Regions from separate parts of the Homo sapiens genome. Here regions 2 and 3 are each linked to region 1. A link is a loop called in an ENCODE intact Hi-C map of the cell type or tissue named here. Cell type or tissue: endothelial cell of umbilical vein. All regions are shown on one strand. Each heading gives the region's core, and the rest is flanking DNA. Links, peaks and the distances in the headings are about the cores only.

Evidence for each region. Peaks named below come from ENCODE experiments on the same cell type or tissue, not always from the same donor. Only the 100,000 strongest peaks of a DNase experiment are listed, where the experiment ranks them.
Region 2: a loop joins it to region 1, with 8 times the contacts of the local background. A loop is called at or near these places in 41 of 110 quality-filtered maps.
Region 3: it touches region 1 in a loop (12-fold over the local background); 3 of 110 quality-filtered maps call a loop at or near these places.

The regions. Positions count from the first base shown.
Region 1 is chr6:46,217,065-46,225,023 of GRCh38, reverse strand. It overlaps RCAN2 (regulator of calcineurin 2), which reads left to right. Exons shown (of 5, transcript NM_001251974.2): 5 at 1,723-4,288. The coding sequence ends at 1,883. It overlaps LOC105375079 (a long non-coding RNA gene), which reads right to left and starts at 5,719. Exons shown (of 5, transcript XR_001743802.3): 1 at 5,674-5,719. In endothelial cell of umbilical vein, for the core only: a CTCF peak has its summit at 3,665 (motif pointing left); no DNase peak of the experiment used is centred there; H3K27me3 peaks cover 143 bases.
Region 2 is chr6:46,086,457-46,094,415 of GRCh38, reverse strand. It overlaps a transcript of CLIC5 not described here. Among named protein-coding and RNA genes, the nearest start is that of ENPP4, 40 kb to the left of the region's middle. In endothelial cell of umbilical vein, for the core only: a CTCF peak has its summit at 4,118 (motif pointing left); a DNase peak (open chromatin) is centred at 4,065; H3K27me3 peaks cover 514 bases.
Region 3 is chr6:46,038,579-46,046,537 of GRCh38, reverse strand. It overlaps a transcript of CLIC5 not described here. Among named protein-coding and RNA genes, the nearest start is that of CLIC5, 27 kb to the right of the region's middle. In endothelial cell of umbilical vein, for the core only: a CTCF peak has its summit at 3,950; a DNase peak (open chromatin) is centred at 3,957.

The DNA.
Region 1 (7,959 bases), core at 2,263-4,762:
TTCTCACTCATAGGTGGGAATTGAACAATGAGAACACTTGGACACAGGGTGGGGAACATCACACACTGGGGCCTGTCATGGGGTGGGGGAAGGGGGGGAGGGATAGCATTAGGAGATATGTAAATGACGAGTTAACAGGTGTAGCACACCAACATGGCACATGTATACATATGTAACAAACCTGCACATTGTGCACATGTACCCTAGAAGTTAAAGTATAATAAAAAAAAAAAAACTGTACCTTGTGAAAGTTTGCTATTTGCACCATTAAGGCTTACCAAGATGTGCACAGTAGCACATAATTAGTGCCCTGTCACTGGAACTGACAATACTTGCTCCAGCCATCCAGTGGAGGCACTTAGACTGAGAATAGCAGATTCCTGGGCTGCATCGGGTCTAGCTTTGATCCTGGAAGAAGGTCAGGATTTAGGGAACTCTGGAGGGGAAGTGAGGCTATGCGAAGTAAAAGTAGCTATTTTGGTGGCCCTAAGAATGTAGCTGTCATGATTAGGGGCCAACAGATAAACCAGTTTGACCAAAACAAAGAAGGAACTGATGCAGGTAGTGATGGAAAAGATTGGTGAGAGATTACGCAGGGTCTTCTGTGCTAGACTACAAAATTTATACTTGATCTTGTGAGATCTAGAGAGCCACTAACCAGGAGGATATCTGGGAGTTATTGTTTTTGGAAGATTTATCTTTTGATCCATGAAAGATGGGAAGTGAAGGATGGGATGTCCGGAGAGGATTAAGATTAGTATGTCAACAATGAAGTTGAAAAGTTACAAGCATGCAGGTTGAGAATACCCCCTCCTCTTACCCCACCACCTGGAGTCCTTCCGCTTGTCTTTTAGACCCAGATCAGCTGCCAGTCCACTAGGAAGCCTTTCAGAGTTACTTACCATTTGATGCCATAGTCCTTAACATACATTGCCACCATAGTGCTCACCATTTTATATTGTGATATGTTCTGTCTCCACATGTCTCCACTGGACTGTGCACTTGTGAAAGGCACAAATACTTTTTATTCTACCTTGTAGCCTTTATGAACAGCAATAGACCACGAGAGATGCTCAAGAAACATCTAATGAAGCAACAGAAAGACAGAAAGCCAGTCAGCTAACAGCCATTTGACTGTAATATGAGCCAGTCAAGAATGTAGACACTTGGAACTAGAAAGGGCCTTGATGGTCATCTAACCCAGTTACCCAGTAACCACTGAATCCTGGGCATGTGATAACCCCACCTTATTCCATCCTGGAGCAGCTCTGGCTGTAAGAAGTGTAGAGCTGGAGGGGAACTCAGAAACTACCATATTCAAAAGATAAAGAAGTGAAGTGATTGGCCCAAGGTTGCTCAAAAACTAGCAGCAAAGTTGGAAAATAGAAGAGAAACTAATACGACTAACTGCCAAGTCCATCCAGTCCTCGCCACCATCCTACAGAGTGGAAGTATTACCATGTTGAAATTTACGGTAAAGGATGTGGAGGCTAAGAGGTATTGAGTGGCTTGTTTGGGGTTGCACAGTTGATAAGTGGCAGAGCCAGGATAGGAGGAAATTGATCTCTTTCCACTTGCCAACACCCTGTGCCATCCCTGCATAAGATCACAGGCTTCCTGAGACCCTGGAAAATGCTCCTGTCATTTCCTAAGCAGACCCTGCTCCAGGATCTCTTTTGAAATCCCCCCCTCTTTCTCACTTCCATTTTTCTTGCTTTTCAGGAGAGAAGTATGAGCTCCATGCAGGGACTGAGTCCACCCCAAGTGTCGTCGTGCACGTGTGCGACAGTGACATAGAGGAAGAAGAGGACCCAAAGACTTCCCCAAAGCCAAAAATCATCCAAACTCGGCGTCCTGGCCTGCCACCCTCCGTGTCCAACTGAGCTGCCTGCTCCTTCTCGATAATAGCCGTCTCCTCTTTATCATGCTTTTTCCCCCTGTTGTTTGTCAAAAAAAATTGCCTTTAAATTCCTGGGTGTTTGGTTGTTTGAGATTCCTTCCTTGTTATCAAGCCTCTCGGACAAAAGGGCTAGGAAAAGGTGATATGTCTCCTGATCATATCATACCCATTAAGTATAACCCATTATTTAGAAGGTTCTAGGGAAAAAAGTAGTATTTTCTTATTAAACAATCAGCACAGCCTATATCTTTGTTCTCTCATGTTGATCCAAGCCAGAGACATCAGTAACAAATAGCACCTGTGTTGTTTGTGAGCTGTTTCAGTCCCAGTCCTGATGTGTGTGCGTTGTTCTCTCCTGGCCACTTAAATAGGACCATATGTAAACTTGACTTTGACTGCATGAGATATCCCTATCTGGTCTCACTCAGTCCTCTGCATCCCAACATTCCCAGGACATGCATGATCACCAGCATTTATTTTCATTATTTGAGGATATCTTATAACTCACAGATTGTCAGCATCCAGCCATGTCCTATCTAGATTAGGAAAATGATCAGAATATTCCAGCTCAACAAGTCTGGGTATATTCACTATTGTGAGTCAATACACCATAGCTCTGTTGAAATTCCTGGAGGCAAAATTGACCTTGGCCCCAAAGATATTCCTCAATAGATTTCAAACACCACTCCCCTGTAGAACTCTCCCAGCCTCGTTGGGGAGGCTTGTCCAGGGTGATAGAGACTGATTTCAGACAAACCTATTTATTACAAAAGTTTCATGGTGTCTGAATGATTGTTTTCTCTCTTTGTATATTTGTACAAATGTTTCAGCTGTGCTTTTAAAAAATCTGGATGTTTTTTATTTAGTGATTGTTCGACAATTAGCTGCTTCAAAACATAATGTGCATTGCTTATGAATGCCTTCATATACTAATACAGATACTCTGATAATATTACACTCTAATAAGGATAATGCTGAATTTTGAAAGGACACAAAACATCTAATGCCAATATATACATGATTAGCCAACATCTTTGCTATCAAGACCACTTGTTTTTAAATAAAGATGCAAGTGTCAGTTGTAGATTATTGGGATGAAGCTAAATCCCCAGAATGCAGCAGCAGCTGAGCATGTTAAAATGGGGAAGGATGATAGCTACATGTATGCCGGTCCTACTCACGCGACACCCGTGTGCTCAAAAAAGTTATTTGTTTTTGTTACGTGTGATTTTTCTATTTCTCTAGCCCAAAGTGCATTACAGAAGATACACCTATAGAACCATTACCTTCTGCTATGTGTGCCAGGCCTCATCTACTCCTGTACATTAATGAATTACTTTAGATGCAAACGCAGATTACAATGGAGTGGGGAAGTACTTTCATTACCCAAGCCTCAGAAAAACACACAAGAACAATAACACAGCAAACAGATTGAGGGATTGTTGTGGTTTTTGACTAAGGTGTATGTTAGTTTCATCAGAAACTTAAAACATAGACTGATCACTCAGAAATTAAAGTCCGTTTTACTGTGAATATAGCAATATAGTACTGGACACAGTACTGGTGAAACTGAGGAGAGCATTGCTTGTAAAATCCTGAGTTTCCATAAGGAAAATGAAAACTCCTTTTAAAAATAAAATCTGAGGAGTGTACAATAAGCATATGCTTTGACTTTCCTTTGCTGTGGAGGTTTTTGGTTTTTCATTGATGATAAACGACTACAGACTTAGTAGTGGAGAAATGGTGTCCTCTAGTGGAAGAAATAGTAGGCTCCGCTATTCAGATGCAGAGCACTGCAGCATCCAGCCTTTCAAAGCTGACTCTTCTCAATCATCTGTGGGTCATTTGACTTGATTTTTTAAGCTACCCTGAATTTCCAGAATGCAGGTTCTAAAGAAATCTAGATGAGAGAAAGTATTTGAAAATGATTTTTAAATGTTTTTTAAAAGACACATCTGACATTTTTAACAACTTAGTAAAAGTTGAAATGACCATTCTGTGTAGTCATAAAAGAAACACAATGAAGTGTATGGCCTCTGGAGTTAGTCTTAGTAAAACTTATTGCTCTGTGTCAATGTTAACCTGTCTCAGATCAAGTAATTCTTTCACTAGGTTGGGTTTGGGGAGGGGGGAAAAGAGGGGCTTTTCCTAGGAGAACGATAAGAAATGGAAAGACTCCTTGAAGTGTTGCAAGGGAACCTCCTAGCACTGTGAAAGTCAGAATCGCCTCAGCATTTCCATGACGCACATTATGCAAATCTCTTTAGCACTATTTTAAGTTTGAAAACTTTAACAATGAAGGGGAAGGGGAAGATTTCCACCAACTGAATCATTTGTGCACGTGTATAGCTCAAAGAGCTTAGACTTCAAATATATCTGGTGAATGACTCTTTGTCCATGTGGTTTAATTTCTGTGTTGTCGACCTGAGTTGAATATTCTTGAGGGGTAATTGTGGGGGACTGCATTTCAACCTAGAGTTTTTCTAAGAAGTCCCCAACGTATGGGGTTAACCCATATACCTAGGCTCTTCCTGAAAGTGGGGGAAGCTGGTTGGCAGCCCTCTCTTGGGGGAAGGGGAATTTGAGCAGGGCCTGGAGGGCAGGGTTGGCCTCTGATAAGAGGAACTGGGAGAGCTCCCTGTTTTATTGCCATGTTTCAACATCTTGGTCCTAAAAGCCATTTCAAGTGTACTAAAAACCTCTTTTAATGTCTTCCCACTCTATTCTCTTGTTAAAAGCACTATAAGAGACCTGAGTTAGCAAAAAAATTATTATTCAGGAGAAAAGCACTATCATAATCTAAATGATTAATACATTAAATGCCATTAAAATGAAGAGCTTCTGTTCATCAGATGGGTATTAGGAGAATGAAAAGGGACAGCATCAGACTGGAAAAGGATATTTGAGACACATGTAGTTGTAAAATAAATTATATCCAAAATGTAAAAAGAAAACCCTACAAATAAGGAAAACAGACAATCCATTTCTTTGATCATCAAAAAATTTCAAAGGCACTTCATACAGGCAATTCACATACACACAGACATACACAAAATACCCAGATGACCCATTAGCATTCAAAAGATGCTCAATTTTATTGCTTATCTGACAAAAGCAAATGATAATCTCAGAGCTACTACACAGATCTATCAGAATGACTAAAATTAAGTCTGGAGAAATAAAAAGTTCTGGTAAGGATATGAAGGAAGGGGAACTGTCATGCACCACTGGTGGAGTGTCAACTGGTGCTCACTTCACAGCACTGTTTGGTAATATCTGCTAAAGCTAACATGCCTCTGGGAGCAATTCACTCCAGGGCATGCACCTAGCAGATACAAGTGCACACATCTATCAAAATACTTGTACAATAATGTCCCTAGCAAAGTTGTTCATCATAGCCATTAACTGGATACAGCCCAAATGTCCTTCAACTATAGAATAAACTGTGCTATCCTCACACAAAGGAATGTCACAAAGCAATAAGACACATAAACTAGTGGTACATATATGAACATGAATAGATCGCAAAATCATATTTTGAGCAAAAAAGAAAAACTAGACATGAAAAAAATACATAGTATATGACTCCTTTTAGCAAGCTAAGAAAGTCAAAACTGGCCTATATAAATAGAAATAATAGTGGCTATTATGAAAACACTTAGGACTGTAAGGTCCCCCAACACCACCCCCAAACTAAAAAAAGTGCTAAGAGTCCAAAGAAGGACTCAGACCTAAGTCCAGCATGAGGAGTAGATGAGTTTATTAGGACTTACATACGGGGCACTCTGGGATGGCGGCAGGATAGCTCTGGAGATCTGCCCCACCTCCCATCCATAAACTGCTTTTAAGCTAATTTCCTGGCTCTTTGCCTACGTGTTTGAACAATGAGACTGTTTTTCTTGGTAGTTCCTCAGAAACTCTCTGGGAGGTTTGGCTTCTCAGGGACACCTGCTCCTCAGCTCGGCACCAGGGTCTTGGCTCACTGTCCGGCCCTCAGAGTTCAGGCAACAGACTTATACCCTTCGGTAACCTGTTGGGGGACCTGTCACAGTACAGTGGCTACCTTTTGAATGGTACTGCCTGAGAGGAACCCTCTCATGTGGAAGCCTTCCAATGTGCCATCAATATTCTACATCTCGATCCTGATCTCCATATGGATGTATACCCATGTAAAATTCAGTTAAAATGTGTGCCATATACTACAGTAAGTTATACCTCAACTAAAACAAAAGCTGTTCTCCCTGAGGACAGAGAAGAAGGAGCCATTAGTTGTGATGGGGGTTTAGAATGTCCTCATACTAAAAACGTACGTCTCCCATCTCATGTCTGTGAGATATTTCCATATTTTCAAAGCCTTCATTTAAAAATCTATAAATAAGTGTTCCTTTTTAAATGAGAGAGCACAGGACTTAGGCTCTGGGTGAAACACTGTTCATTCAAGTAACAAACTGTGTGCCTGACACTGGGTTTTCAGTGGTGAACAAGGTAGCTTTTGTCCCTGCCATTTCAGGGAGTGGAGTCTAGCATGGAAAAGAGATAAGAAATAAACAAGCAAATAATGGCCACAAATTCTCATAGGTAAGTACAGTGAAGAAAACCAAAAGTACTCTATGAGAATAGAGAATAAAAGTGGAGGATCATAGTCAGGGAAGGCCTCTCTAAAGAGGTAACATTTAAGCCGACCTGGAGGCACTGGCCATGGAAATGCTGCGAGAAAAGCATTCCAGGCAGCAGGGCTGAAGGCTGTGACTCTGGAAAGGCCTTGTCTTGTCGTGTTGGAGGAGCCTGAAGGATTTTGTTGGTATGGCTGAGGCACAGGGAGTGAGGGTGAGCACAGTTTAGGATGAGGTTGGAAGGCAGGTGGCGGAGGAAGGCAGGCTCAGTAGAACCTATTATTAATAGGCCAGGCTAGGGGGTTTGAGTTCATTTTAAGGGTTTCAAAAAGGGAATTATATGACCCAATTCATTGGTAAATCCTAACACAAACAAGAAGTTTCCTAATACAAAGCTACAGCCCAAAATGTCCAGATCCTCTGTAGCACTGGGGCTTGACGGGTCTTGCCCACATTAGGCTTGAAGATAGCTTTTGATAGCCTCGTGCTCCTCACTGCAATCCTATCTATTAACACCAGAAGAATTCTCAATATCCAACATCAATATGCAGTGTCTTGTGGTTCTAAAGTTTTTTTTTACTTCCCCTCCCCACGTCATTTAGAAAGCCTCAATGCAGAAAAAGGGGAACAGAGCAGGTGATAAAGGATGATAAGTCAGTCAGTGATTCAGGGAAACATTCATTTAGCTGCTGGTACAGAGTGTCCCTGCCAGAAGCCACCACGCTGAGCGTCATTGAACATTTGGCAGCCTTTCCCCTTAAATTTATGCAATCTGAGAAAGGGAAAATTTCAAGCAAAAAGTTTTCTGTCAAGCTCATTCATCTGCACCTTTCAAAGAAAGTCTGGGCAAATGTTTTTGGAGTTGATTCATGAGCTTTTTATGTCTCTAAAAGGAAGCCATATTTAAGGTTAGTCGTGTGTATGTGTACGCAAGCACATTTGGTACAGGTTGGAAATAGGAAATCCAAAATAGGCAGAAATGGATGAAACACTTTGTGCTAAAAAATTCATCCACAATACCTCCTTGGTGCTTTTGTGTTATTTTCCATTCTCAACCAATAATTGAGTTAGAAAACTTTTAGGGTTGGACAGGACTATGGGGCCTCCTTGACTAGTTGCTATCATTAGGAAAATCATTACTGTTCCCCAAACAATCTTTGGATTTGCCAGTAGGGTATTTTATTCTTAAAACAAGATTTATAGTTTCCGTACAAAGCTGCCAAGTTCAACACCTTGATAATCCATCTGATGTGCTGTTGTGGATGCTGTAGTCCCAGTTCCCCACTTCAGAGTCCCAGCTCCCCACTTCAGAGTCCCAGCTCCCCACTTCAGAGTGGAAACACTCATGCCCCCAGATGTTAGGAAGGTTGGTGGGTCATGACTCGCTGCTGAGTGGCCAGGCATTGCACTCAGCTGGAGAGATGCTCCCCACCCAAGGTCTCACCC
Region 2 (7,959 bases), core at 2,783-5,282, 130 kb after region 1:
ACAGGCTCATAGGTGGAAGGGACTACCCTTGTCTCAGATGAGACTTTGGACATTGGGCTTTTGAGTTAGTGCTGGAATGAGTTAAAACTTTGGGCAATTGTTAGGAAGGCATGATTGTATTTTGAAATATTACCAGGATATGAGATTTCGAAGGAGCCAGGGACTGAATTATATGGTTTGGATCTGTGTCCCTGCCCAAATCTCATGTCTAATTGTAATCCCCAATGTTGGTGATGGGGCCTGGTGGAAGATGATTGGCTTATGGAGCCAGATTTCCCATTTAGTGCTGTTCTGGTGATAGTTAGTGAGTTCTCATAAGGTCTGGTCATTTAAAAATGTGTGGCACCTCCGCTACTCTCTCTTTTGGTACTTTCCCTGCCATGTAAGACACCTGCTCCTGCGTTGCCTTCTGGCATGAGTAAAAGCTTCCTGAGGCTTCCCCAGAAGCAGATGCTGCTATGCTTCCCATACAGCCTGCAGAACTGTGAGCCAATTATACCTCTTTTCTTTCTAAATTACCTGGTGTCAGGTATTTCTTTACAGCAGTGTGAGAACAGGCTAATACAGGGGGTTTATGTCAACATTCTTGTACAAATCTTTTTGTGAACATGTGTTTTCATCTTTCTTTGATAAATACCTAGGAGAAGAACTGCTAGATCATGGGGTAAGTATATGTTAATTTTACAAAAAAACAAAATCTGCTAGATCTTTTCCCCAAGTAGTCATATTATCTTACATTCCTACCAACAGTTTATAAGAATTCAGGCACTCAGACATCCTCATCAATATCTGATGTTGTCAGTCTTTAATTTTAGCCATATTAGTGGTGTGTAGTGGGATCTCATTGTAGTTTTAATTCATATTTTGCTTTTCCTCTGTTACATGTGAGTTAACACCTGCCATGTGCAAAATGTTATGCAAAATATACCAGGACTTTCCTAGTCAGACTGTGGTCCATGAATCAGTCATATTAGTATCCTTTGGGAGCTGGATATGCCGAGAAATACAGAGTTCCCGCCCCATCCCAGACCTGCTGAATCAAAAATCTGCATTTCAACAAGAACCCTAGATGATTCTTATGAATATTTAAAGTAAGAAGTTCTGTATTGGAGATATAAAGGTAAATAAGATGTGGTTATTGACCTGGAAAAATGGGGCAAGATAGAAAAGGTGGTAAGCCGGGACCAGGTATAAGTGGAGCAAAGTTATTATAATAAATATAATGTGATGCCTGACCCAACAGACATGAAAACAAAATTTGAAAGGAGATGGAGAGAACAGATGGGGCTTCATGGGGAAGGCATCTCTTATGTGGGTCATGAGCAGTAGATGGGGAGGAAAAAGGAAGAAAGATATGTATTCTTAGCTGTACTGCGAAAAGCTTAGTCTGATAAAAGGCAGGAATTGGATTGGGGAGGGGTAAGAGACAAAGATAAGTTTTTGGATTAGAGTGACAATTTAAATAAGAGAAATTGAAAGTAAAGTGACTGCAAGATCCCTAATCTTGTACACTGTACACTGTAGACAGATATGTTCATTTATTAAAGGAGAGTTCTTAGTATTTGGTTGGGACTTCAGGACATGGAAGTAATAGGGCAGAAACAATGTGCTATGATTATTAACAATGACAGAGTAGATTTTCCTTATCAATAATAAAGAAACTGAGAACAACAAGATATAGTAAAGTCACCAAAGGTGCAACAAATACTAGCAGGGAAATTGATTGCAAATATAATTTCACGTGTATAAATACAGATATGTATACACACACACACACACACAAAAGGGAATAATTCTGATTTTGGTGTGGATTATCTGGAATTTAGAGATACGCCACTACTTATTTTCTGTTTAGTTTGAATGTTATGAATGGTAGGAGCCAAGACTTGAGTTAAAGTTTTATGGATACTTTATTACTTAGGTAGAATCAGGGCAGGAATAAAACACATTTTAGGTTAGTCTGTAGATTGACTCTAGAAAAATAAACATTAAAGAGAAAAAAATAATAATCATGAGGAAGACTTGAGAAAACCTGCAAAATACTTTTGTAATTGGCATTGTTTAAAAATGCTTATCTTGTTCTTGTTTCTCTAGCAAGTCTCAGAAGACACCATTAGAATTTAATAATCATTTCCTGTAGGAAACTGAGTTATTATAGTGTGAAAACGTGGGTTTTGGATTCAAATACTCTTGGATTCAGGTCTGGCTTCTCTGCTTATTGTCTGCCTGACCTTGGACAAATCAATTTACCCAAAACTCAATTTCCTCAGGTGTACAATAGAAAAATGAATTGCGTATAGAGTAGTTGTGAAGATTGAATGTTCTTCACAAGCTCCTAAGAGTTGTTATCACCTCACACCGGCTAGAATGGCTATCATCAAAAAGAGGAAAGATAACAAGTGTTGGTGAGGATGAGGAGAAAAGGGGACGCTTGCCCACTGTTGGTAGGAATGTCAATTAGTACAGCCATATTGAGAACAGTATGGAGGTTCCTAAAAATATTAAAAATAGAACTACCATAAGGTCCAGTAATTCCTCTACTGGCTATATATCTAAAGGATATAAAATCAGTATGTCAAAAATATATCTGCACTCTCATGCTTATTGAGGCATTATTCACAATACCTAAGATATGGAATTAACCTCTGTCCAACAACAGATGAATGGATAAAGAAAATGTGACATATATACACAATGGAATTATATTTGGCATTTTTTGGTATGAACATGGCTCACTGCAGCCTCGACCTCCTGGGCTCAAGCAATCCTCCCTCCTCAACCTCCCAAGTAGCTGGGACCACAGGCATGCACTGCCATATCCAGTTAATTTTTATTTTTTAATCTTTGCAGAGATGGGGTCTTTCCCTGTTGCCCAGGGTGGTCTTCAACTGAGCTCAGGTAATCCTCCTGCCTTAGACTCCCAAAGTGCTGGGATTACAGGCATGAGCCACCATGCTAAGCCCTGTTTAGCCTTTAAAAAAAAGGAAATCCTGTCATTTGCAACCACATGGATGAAACTGGAGGACATTATGTTAAGTGAAATAAGCCAGGACAGAAAAACAAATACTACCACATGATCTCACTTATATGTGGAGTGTAAAACAGTGAAACTCATAGAAACTGAGAGTAACATGGTGGTGGCAAGAGGTTGGTGGGTTAGGGGACTTGGGAGATGTTGGTCAAAGATGCAAAATTTGAGTTAGACAGGAGGGATAAGTTCAAGAGACATATTGTACCCATCTAGTACTACAATACATGTGTTAAAATACCTTAAACAAATTAAATTCAGTAGAGCTTAATCGCTCAAAGAAGATGTGTGAATCAGGCAGCATCCCCAACCAGAATAGGTTCAGAGCAACTTCGCGCTGCCATGTGGTTGGAGAGGATTTACAGACAGAAAAAGGAAAGTGACCTCCAGAAAATGGAGGTGAGGTACCTAAACAGCTGGATTGATAACAGCTTGTTGTTTGCCTTATTTGATCACAAGTTTGAAGAGTTGCCCATCTTTGGCCAAAACTTGCTGATTGTTGCAAGAGTAGGTTACAGTCTGTTTACACACCACATTAGGTTACATTTCACTATGTACAGAGAAACCTTTAGGCTGAACCTAAAACATGTAAGAAGTCAGCTTTAGGTTAAACTTAATTTAATGCATTGTATATTTGAAAATTTCTAAAAGAATAGATTTTAAGTGTTCTCATTGCACAGGCAAAAAATAAGTATGTGAGTTAATACGTATGTTAAGTGGCTTGATTTGACTATTCCACAATGTATACACATATTAAGGCATCGTGTTGTGCATCATAAGTATATACAATTTTTACTTGTCAATCTAAACATTTTTTAAAAATTAAATGTGGGTTGTTAAATGAACTGTAAAAAATAAGTAAAAGGCGAATTGAGCTCCAAACTAAAGTGACACATAGATCAAATATTTTTAACATAAGTTTAGAATTTGAGGCATTTTATCTTCAAAGCAAAATAATTGGGAAGTGGAAAAAAAAAAAAAACCCATCAAGTTGACGAATCTATGAACTAGCTCTGACCTAGACCTAAACAAACTCAGCTCTGGAGGAGGCGTTGGGGTCGGAGCCGAAAGCAGGCAACAGTGCCACCTGGTGGATTATACATGCAGAAAAACATTCAGAGTTTTCAAATCCTGAAGGTGATTTCACACCTGATCCCTTCTTGGATATTTCAAGTTTTTACCTTTGATATAAAACGTGTTCATTTTTATTGTATTATCTGCCATCAGCTTCAATTATAGACATCTGGTATTTTTCTAACTCTACAGACCTACTTTTTTATAGAGCATATATTTCGTTTTTTGTTGTCGTTTTTAAGTAATGGAAGCAAATTTTAGTGCTAGAAGTTTAGTGTCAGCTGTTGGGGGACATGCACCCTAATCTTATTACAAACAGCAGAAAGCAGCCTGGCTTACTGCATTCCTGTGCAAATCACGAAAAATACTGTCTGTTAATGTCTTTTGAAGGTGGCAATTACTGCAAAATGTAATCATCAAGATTTAGAGTAACTATCAGCGTCGTTAAAAGAAAATATGTCCCAAAATGTATAATAATAAATGGAATACAAAGCAGAACTAAGTTCCATTAATATGCTCACATGTTGAAATTACTCATGTTACCCGTACATTATTTTTTCCCCTCCAGAATCTTCATTGTGAACTCATAAGAAAGTTGATGTGGCTTAGTTGTGGGAGAAGGGGAGGAAACAGTCACTGAACACACCTGTGTAATCTGCCAGGCTTCAAGATTTTACATATTGTATGTCATTTAATCTTTCTACCCACAATAAAGAAAAGGATTTGTGTCACCCGATAGCAAATTCTACCCCTCCCACATGGGCATGCGAGGTGTGAGTATCCAGGCAGGGAAAGTGGAATGAATCACAGTGATAGTTAACATTTCTGAGAGTTCATGGACCCTCCTGAAATCGTCTGGCCACAAACATTATTGCATAGGGTTCTAGAATGTTCCTTAACCTCCTGAAGCATGTTACCTTCATTTTTACAAATAAGAAAATGAAGACTGGGAAAATTTAGATGATTGTGCCCAAGGTCACCTGCATAAGCAAGCAGTAGAGGCAGCATTTACACTGAGATCTGTTTGGCACCAAAGTTTTTCTTACTCCATGTTGCATTTTGCTAAAACAATATGCAGTTCATTCTCCCTTCATCTTCATGACTTCTGTTAAACAATAAATACTTCACTAAAACCTTGATGGTTGCTTTTTCTAGTGCCACAATTCTGTAATTTGCCTTCTTTGTCCCCTACTTCTACCCACTCCTTACCCAAATGTAAACCAACACCAAAATAGAATTTAAATATGCATAGATCAATTGAGTACAGTATCTATTAATAGGTAAATTTAAAGGAAAATTAGACAAAATCTTAAGGCACCATGCAAAACATTAAGTGAGCCCTTCCCTGCTGCAAGCATTAATTACCCTTTGTGCTTTGTAAAGTCACCATATCACAGCCTGGGAAGTGCATAGGGACAAGAATGAGAGAAGATGTTCTTATTTATTACCTGATTTGTTGGGACGATCACTTGTTCAAGCAAAATCCTCTGCCTTTTAAAAAGTCATTTGGCTCAAAAATAAAGAAAGATATCTTTGAATCTTCTAAATCAACAAATGAGATTAGCTAGTATTTGAGTATTTACCATTTGAAAATATTTGCTGGTCTTGTATAAATGCTTAAATTTAATGTATACACATTATATAATGTCTTCTTTCTTTTTAAAAAAGAATAAAAATGTACATGATTTCAATTTTAAAAATATAGATACTTATGGGTAGAAAAGGAGTTAGAGAATGTTAACATAATTATCTTTGGGTAGTGGAAATGCAGATTATTTTTCTTATCTTTTTCTATAGTAAACATAAACTATCTTCATAATCAGAAAGAAATCTTCTTGATATAAAATACATACATCTTTGACACTACACAGGAATCCAAGAAATTCAAAATGACAGCTGTGTATATATTTCAAGCTAAATGTGTGTTTCTTGTGGAGTACTATAAAACTGAAGTATGAAGGGACAGATAATTTGGGGCATGTGTCCCCATACCAGTGAAATTATAGGAGTCAAGTGGTATTTCCAAAGCCTTAAGTACTTTCTTTATCTTTCCTGGATGGTTCAGAGTAACAATTTTTATAATATATACTATATTGAGAAGTATATATTATACAGTGTCACACACACACACACACACACACACACACACACAGAAAGAGAGCGAGAGAGTACGCTGATAGAGTTTGCTTTGGTTTTATAATATAAGACCAAACTTCCCAGATGTCTTTGGAGAAGAAAATCCCTAAATGATAAAATCCCAAAACCCTTCAAATCACAAAATAAAACTGTCAAAGGTAGAGAAACATAATTAAAAAGAACCTGGGGTGAGAAAGCTCAATGGACTCAAATTGGCCATAGCAGAAAGCACATTTCCTTTAGGCAGAATGATAGTGATGACAAATATGCAGCTCGTTTATTCTTCATTAGTTATTTAGTACACTTAGCATTAACACCAGTTCCTTCGAAACTCATCAAAATGTAGCATTGTCTTTATCTGCAACACCCTGACTCAGAGGATGCCCACTCTCTCTTTCCCTCTTTGAAGTTGGCTATCTGGGCTCCTCAGTATTTGGATATCAGGTATCAGCAGGTTCATCTGCTTTGAGATGTTTCTCTTCTATACTGGAGGTTCTAGAGAAGTGTTAGAGAGCTACTAAAGTGGTCAGACAAGGAGGATTTGGTCATGATGGAGTCCGCAGAGAGGGGATGAGAAGGGAAGAAACTAGACCCACCGTGAATAAGGAAGGACTTGGGCCAGGTGAAGGTCATTTCTGAGAGTCAGGTGCTGGGGTTGGGTCCCAACCTAAGTAAGATGACAGTGCCAGGGCAGAGCAGTAGGGGCAGGGAGAGGATGAAGCAGGGGAAGCCCTGCCTCAAAGCTTGAGGGTATTTAGTTCATCCTATCATATTGTTTTGGTGTAATGGTGGTGTTTGGGTGCTCAATTTCTTTATTAAGTTTATTTAAATAAACCTATCAAACAAGATGGTTTCAGTGAAGAAGATTCCATCTGTCTCAGTTTTGCAATATTTAATGTCCCCTTTTGTGTTTTCCTTCCTCATCTCCTCTAAGTAATAAAACAACATAGATGAATTTTACCCAAGCTCCTCTAGGACCTCTTCCAGATTGTATAATCTAAAATAGACAGCACTGAGGTGGGCCAACCAATGTAATCATGAGGCAAAATATGGATGACCATGTTCAATTTGAGAAGCAAGAAAGTATGGTGAAATTTGGGGATCATATGCAAGTAAGCATTTATGAAGAGATGTGTATGGTGAGCTAGGATGGCAGAGACAGCATTGTGAAGAATAAAATTCAGAAGGTTGTGAGATGAGGGTTATGAAAACCAAGGCCACTCAATGACTGGCTGTGAATGGCATTTGATGGAACTCTAAGGAAGAGAGAATGCCAGGAGAGGTAGATGGGAGAGTGGCATGTGCACAGTGACTGAAATGACTCTGCCAAACCATCTGACATTATCAGGTGGCTTACACACAGTTCCCTCCCTGTGCCCATATCAAAATGGGGGATATCATGCTACGATGTGCCAGTGGACCAAGTTGCTCCAATAAGCAATACCAGCTACTAGAAATGGTTTTCTGTGAGCATCTGTCTTTGTCTGGAATCCAGCTGGAATTTAAATGGTTGTGGATTGAACTGCTATCTGTGTTATGTGGCTGCTCATTTTCAGTATCATCCTATGAGCATAAAATTCAGATTTCTGATCTTAGCATTCAAGGCCATCCACAGTCTAGCCCAGTACTGTCCTCTTCTCTACTTTTCCCACAATCCACACACTCCATCCAATCAGGATTACTCTCCATCATTAAGAATTCTCAACTCTGCATCATACTTC
Region 3 (7,959 bases), core at 2,783-5,282, 180 kb after region 1:
TACAGGCTTTTCTAAGTAAAATGTCTAATCTCAGAAAAGGCAGTACCAGGTGGTCTGATGTTAAAGAGACTTTTGACCATTTCCCACTCTCTTTGCACTGTTAGTCAACAGTCACTGGTTGGTTTTGGGAAATGGTACTGACACTTCATTTCGTTTCTTTTGTTTCCATTGAGGTGGAATTGATGAGCTTGTTTTGCTGTTGATTTTACTGTAACTAGGAAGGTCCTTAAGTGAGGCAGATAAGATGGCAGCAGAAGCTATCAGAGGAGGAGAAAGGAACCTTAGAGATTGTCTTCATTACATAGTGGAGGGAACTAAAACCCCAAGAGGAAAAGTTACACATCAGTTAGAAGAAGCATTACTCAGGGGTAAGCAAGGCAAGTTTCATCTCTGGAATCTAGTCCACTTTGTTTCTGTACTTTCAATCCAAACTAATGTTTCACCAAAGTCCTACTGGAGAAGATGGTTTGGGTAACTATGGAGTAATTCTGGCACCCTCTCCTCAGCCCCAGCTCCCCAATCCCATGCCCCAAAGTGATTGCACCTGCCTTTACACAGGTAAGGCGATTGTCAAAACTTGTATTTGAAAAATAATAATACCAAATGCTTATGTTCATGTGCGTTCCTTAGCCAGTGCTTCCAATGACTGGAACATGTTCAAAATTGCATGAATACTATTTCATAGAAGAGAATAAGATGTGGAAGATAGCTGTATTTTGGTAAATACCAATTAGTAATATGGCATAATTGGAACTTTATAAGATATAAAAAATAAAAAATATTTATAATTTGTAATAATTTACTAAATTTAAAAAGTAGGTATAGTTGTTTAAAGATAAAATTATTTTGACTTTGAATAATGATTAAATAAGTTCCTCTCTGGCTTACTGCTTTCTTATTCACGTGTCTTGTTTGATCAAACAGGGAGCCATAGATACACAGACACTAAGTAAACTTCCATGAACAACCCCAAAAGACAGGTAGACCATCTTGTTACCTAGAAGGCCAATGGTTTCTTGGCAACCAGCATCATGGAGAATGGGCCAGTGACTCTCTGCCCTCACTCTGTGGTGTTTCATGAAGTCATATATACTCTGAGTCAATCCAGGGTGAGTCATATTCCCCTGGGCAGGCAGTTCCCACATTGCAAAAGGAAGGAAGGAAAGGAAGCAAGAAAAATAATAATAACTCGGTGGTTATTGTGTTAAATAAAGTACATTTCAATATGTTGTACCAGGTGGTAAAATTATAGAAGCCAATCTTTTCTGAAAATGCAAGATGCGGTATGTTGGATCAAGTGATTTAAAAAAAATGTAATTGTTTTCAAACTTGTTTATCTTCTGACCTCTTGGAACTGCCTATTAAAAAGAGGAAGCTAATTCCTCTGGCAAACTTTGTGGAAACTTGACACAGAGTCTTAGGGTGGTATTAAAAATGCAACAGGGCATTTTACTCTCAGAGGAGAGCGGGTGTGGTGGGGGACTACGGCCCACTCACTGCTCCAGGTCAGCAAGCTAAGAATGATTTATTTATGGCAAGCATGCTAGATGCCAGCCGCTTCTGGAGGAGCTGAGTGCTCAAGAATGAAGGCCTCAAACACAGGAGATGAATCTCCCATAACCTCTGATGATTTATGAGAGAGTTATTAATTTGATTCTCATTGTCAGGTGATGGATCAAGATACATTTTGAATTTGAGCTATTGTTCTTTCACTTTCTTTGTCTTCAGTAGGATATAGTTTAGATTGTAACTTTCATTAATTGTGTTATAATCCTACAAGTAGCTGAATATGCATTCTTTTTCATCTTCAGTCACTCTATGGCCCCCAAATCATATAAGAAAAATAGATGACTGTTTAGTTAGAGAAGTAAGTTCCCAGAAGCATTTTCATCCAGGCTCACCCCAAGAAACCTACATTCCTGCCACTGTCAAGCGGGTCTGCTCTCCAGATGTGAAGCAAAAGATCACCAAATCTCCATTTCCATTTTACCTTTGCCCTGAAGGTTTGTAACAATACTGAAAGCAAATAACTCAAATCCACAGTGCAAAATTTCCAAATTTATGTAAATTTCTGGACAGGCCTGGTCTTAAACCAAGTGATGATACAGGTAAAATCTCTTTCCAAAGCCACCATTTCCCTCCACTACTTCTTGTTTTCCCCTTCCTTGTTCTCCCCTCTTTATGTACCCTCTTTGGGTACTACTCTCGGAAAAGAGCCTGTCAAGTGCAGTCATTCCAGGGAATAAATATGATCTGAGGTGGTTATTTTTATCAAGGTATTTTCCTTTTTTATTAGTCAAAAAGCCTCAACTGGAGCAAGGAACCCTTTGTAAAACTTCAAGCCACAACAGATGGCATCTTCCAAGGAAAGAACCTTTGAAGCATTCACAGGTGACTACCACAGAGACCCTCATGGGTGACTACTGTGCTAATGGCTGCTTTTGAATTTGGGCAGCTCCGCAGGTAGATACCAGGCACTATTTTGCTCCCAGCATTGTAGTTGTTTCTTTTCTCCCACAAGCATATGGAAGCAGGCAATGCATCTTATCCAACTTCGCCTACCCCACAACACACAGCAGAGGACATTGCACACAGCAGGCTGACTGGCATCCGATGAATCTGTGAACTGAAGAGTGGGCTGTCCCTCCTTTTAAGAATGCAATGATAAACTCTGCTGCCCTCTGCAAGTTAGATACAGAGAGCTCCTTGCCATACCTCAGTGTAGAGCACCACCTCCCTCCTCATTTTTCACATTGGTGAATGGAGACATAGCACAGTGCATGAGCTGCCCTCAGGAAGTAAATGAAGCACAAGTGAAGGGACATTCCTTTCTTCCCATCTCCACAGTTCAGATTTTGTGTGTGTGTGTTGCCTGAACTGTACTCTGAAGTGGCTCCTAAACTTAGCTTCTTCTAACTGCTACAATTACCCTCTGACTTTGAAACAACTTTCTCCACCTCAATATAAAAAGTGAACCTAGTACATTAGGAGTTTGCCTTATGTGATTTGGCAGCACAAAAGTTCCAAAATAAGTTGACCTGTTATACTTCCACCACCTCCAGCCTTTCTCTATCTCACCACCAGCCCTATCATTTTTCCTGTACTTTGCAGGTATTTGAGAACATGGTGCATAAGCAAATGAAGACATTAACCTGGTTTCACAATCTAGTTCCCTTCTGTGTAATTATAGGCCAGCTTCTTAAAACTTCTAATCCTCACTTTTCTCATCTATAAAATAAGAAAATACAATACATGCTTTATAAGGCTATAGCAAAGAGTAGATGAACCAATGTATACAAAGTACCTAGCACAGTACATGGTACACAGAGGGTGCTCAATAACTGTACATCATTATCAGCACCGTTAATAGTCTCATCATCACTGTTGCATCTAGTAACTGCAACCAACTCTGTTGGTGCTAATGACGCAAAGTCATTAGGAGTGATTTATGGGTGGGCTATGTAGAATCAGAAGGTAAAAATCCCTGCAAATTACACACTTCTGAAATATATCTCTGTTTTTCAGTCAGCAACCTTGCTCCTTGGAAACAAAATCACATAAGCAAGAGAGAACGTGCACCCAGAAGCATGTGCCTTGGCCCTCCCACTTGGTGGACATTGTGTTTTACCTGTTGAGGGAGGCATGTAGTAGAGCACAGAAGGTCTGAGTGTCTGAGGTCTGGATTCTAGCTTTGTCTCTATTGCCAATGGTTAGCAGGGTGACCTTGACTAAGTGCCCCATCTCTCTGAGGTTCTGCATCCTCACCTGGCAAACAGGAACCGAGACTCAATACTCCATGTCATCTTGGGCTCGGGTACATGTAGTCCATGTTTTGTTTAAACACATAGTCTGTGTTTTGTTGCTGATGTATCTACTTCCCTCCTTTTTTGTTCTTTTCATTGTCTCATTGAGAGGGCAAGGCAAGGATGAAAACAAACAGGAAAACAGCACCCTCTAGGGTTTTTCAGAGGCATGACTGTACTGATGATGTGTGACGTGCTGGAGTATGAAGGACATCTGGCTAAACACCCCGAGTGGCCTCAGTGCCTCCCAAGGCCTGCCTGCCCCACCTCCTAGGTGGGCCATTCAGTCTTGTTTCTATCTTGAAGGGAATTTAAATAAATTTATTTTGAAAAAAGAAAAAACTACCCAAAACAAAAACAAAAAAAACCTACAGAACTTGGGGAAATTATTGAAAAAAAAATTAATTTCAACTTCATAAGCCATTTTCTATTTCAAAGATAAGTTTGTTATTGAATGCAGAAATACAACCTTTTTAATGCTTTCATTGAAATAGTTAAGAAACTGTTCAGAATATTTAAGCAAGGCAAACGAGCATTTTATTAATTCAATATTTTAATTTTTAAAAAGAGTGATTTTGAAAGCCCATTTTAGTTTGGTTTTGGATTTATTATTCTCCTTCCTGACATGAGACAAAAATCAATAAAAGAGAACATTATTCTCTCCTAGAAAACAGAGTCACAGCAAGTCAAAAATCACCTGGTCTAATATTCCCATTATATAGATAATGAAACTGGTAGTCCAGTGCCTTTGTTTCTAATTGAGAGCTTCTAGTGCTTTTTGGTGGAGTAGACATAATAGTGATGGCAGTGACAAGACTCAATACAAAAAATTATAAACATTAACTTTATTATTAACAAATAATAATAAACATTAACTCTGTGTCAGGCACTCTGCCATATCTTACCTGGAGCCCCTCATTTAATCTTTGCAACCACCCAACAAGTTAGTTGCTATTGTTACTCCCATTTTATAGTTGATGAAATGTAAGCATAGAGAAGTTAGGTAACTGTTCTAAAATTCAAAACTTATCAATACTCGGGGCTTTAGGTATACAACCACAAACCTAACTCACATTCAAATGAGCAGACATGTAATTAAATTGATACCACTGGGCTTTTTATGACCTCTAATTTTTTGGTTTTGAAACAACAACCAAAAAAATCCCTGTTTTCTTTTGAAACTTCTTCCTAAGCATTGTGAGGATAAAGTGAGGAACGAAGAACTGGGATGAGCAATAAAAGGTAGGCTGTAAACAGACTCTAAGGAAAGGAGTGGGGAGGTGGCCTGTCTCAATATTAGTTAGTTAGGAGCCAGTTATTTGGACTGAGGTATAGTTTGCAATTCAACCACGACCCTGCATGAGTTAATGGGACCATTAATTATTTACAAAAGCATAATGATAGTAATGGTGTTGGTTTTTCTTGCATGCAATGCAAGGTATAGCAGTTAAACTTATTTTGGAAATATAAAGAAAAAGCTTAATTAATATGAAACCTTTATTAAACTCTATGCACCTGCAATTATATTTTCTTCTGTTATTTGGTAAAAGCACACAAATGCACACTCTCTGAACACATAGCTTTGTGTATTCTAACATAGTTTTTCATATGCATATTTCCTCATATTTCACTTTCAATAGCTACATAATATTATTCCACCATCTTGATGTATCACAATTTTCTTAGTCATTTCCCTATTGCTGAGGCTTTTGTATTGTTCCCAGTTATAAATAACACTGCTATACTATTTACAGACCATTTTTAATTTGGGGGATTTTTTTATGTATGTTCCCAAGAGCTTAACTTCTGTGTCAAAGTGTACAACATATCATATCTTTTGGTAGATTGCTTTCTAGAAAGACTAACAAATTGCAAGACCAATAACATTGCATTTGTAGTATTCCATTTTTCTGATTTATCCACTACAACTGCCACAACTGCTACAACTGCTATTTATAATTTTAGCTTTTTTTAAAAAAACCACAATACTATCACCATTGCCCCCTGCACCACAGCCACTACTATCACCATCTCCTTCATCAACACAAGAAACACCAACACCATTACTATTATCAGCTACCGTCGACATCAACATCACTACCAACAACATCGTCATCCACCACCACCATCATCAACTTCACGAACACCACCACCACCCCACCATCAGCATCATTATCACCTTTATCAATGCAACCTCTACCACATCACCATCATCATTCACCACCATCATCATCATCAAGCCCACTACCAACAATGCCAGCGCCATTACTTTCACCACCACCACTATTACTGTGTTCCGCTACCATTACCACCACCTGTACTACTATCTGTACCACCACCAAGCCTCATCCACCATCATTCCCATCACCTCCACCAATGCCATCACCATGATCAGCTATTATCACCATTATTAACACTATGAGCAACAAATCAAATACTACCAATCGCGTTGTCTTCAACAACACCACCAACAAACAACAGTGTCATCACATGCTACCGTCACCATCATTTTCACCACCACCATTACCAGCACTAGTACCATCATCATTATCTTCCACCACCACTATTGCTGCCTACCATTAACGGAAACATTCAATATGTGCCAGATACTGTACTGAATGGTTTATTTACATTAATCATTTTATCCTCACACTAATCCTTTAAGTATAATAGCTGTATGCTACTGATTAGAAAATGGATGCTGAGAGGTTGGGACCCTGAATCAAAGACACAGCTAAAAAGTGGCAAGGCAGGATCCATATCTACATCTATCTGATTCCAAAGCTCATTGTCTGAATTGCCAGGGTTTACAGTTACTTAACTGATATGCTGTGGTGTTTTAAAGGTTTTTTGTTTACATCTCTTTAGTTGCTATTGAGACTGAACATTTTTCCATGTGCTGATTTATTGTCTGCATTTCCTTATGTGTATGCCCTCCATTTATTTCCTATGATCTCATTTTGAAGAAAAGCTGAATACTGACCTTAATTAGATGAATTCTCTGTTCATTTCTTAAGAGTAGAGCTTCCTTTTTAACATTTATAACTTACAATTTTTTAACTTCCTTACAATCCCTTTTGTTTTTTATTCCAACATATCTGTTTTATTTATAATTATATCTCAGCAAATCAGAAATGTTTTTTCTTCTTTAATTGAAAATAATATGCTTATTTTATTCGTTTTCTTTTTATGTTTATTTTATGCTTATGTTTATTTTGCTTTGACCAAAATTTATTATAATATATAATATGAGGAATGAATCTAATGCCGTCTCTGCACCATGACCTGATTGTCCTCTGTATTAAATACTGATCACTTCTTGCCTATGTATATCTGGTTTTTTTAATGTAATAAGTTCTTATTATGGTCTAAATTTACTTTGGAAATATCTATTGTCTCCACCCATCTTTTTCCTGCTTTTAACTGAATGTCATGATGTTTTGGTAATTGTCACATATTTTAAAATCCAGAAGGTAAATACCAATCCCTTTAGAAAAAATAAATTTAGTATATTTTCCCTCATGTTATTCTGGAAGAATCTTAAAATCAGTGTTTCAGATTTTATAGAATATACTATGGAGATTTTAATTATTATTGTAAGAACAGAGAGTTTTGTTATCTTCAGAATATTTGGCTTTCTATGCATGAATGAGTTATAATTCTTCATTTATAAATAGTATTCTTTTATTCCTATAAGATTGTATCCTTTTAAAATAAGTTTCTTATTGAGAGCTAAATTCTTATGTATGCATTTAATGATATTCTTATCTCCATAGTACATAGATGTTACATCATCATAAGTTATTCATCACCTTAATACCAGGATACAAGTAATTTTAGTGAATTTATCTTTTCCCAACTCATCTGCTTTTGCTCTAACTACAACATCTAGGAAGATAAATAGTTCAGATGCTGTAGCAATTTTCTCTGTTACTTGAAAACAATATCTAAATTAGTATAAACTAGGAAATCTTCTGAAAGCCATAATGTTTCAGAAAGGCATGTCCCCAGATGAACCAATCTGGGAAAGAGAGTGCTAGAGAGAATCTCCAGACACGTGGGTTTTCATTAATGTAGATTAAGTCTGGCTGAGCCCACTAGAACTGACTGAATTTTTCTAAAACTGTTGACATGAAGTAGGGTTTTTATGCCAGTA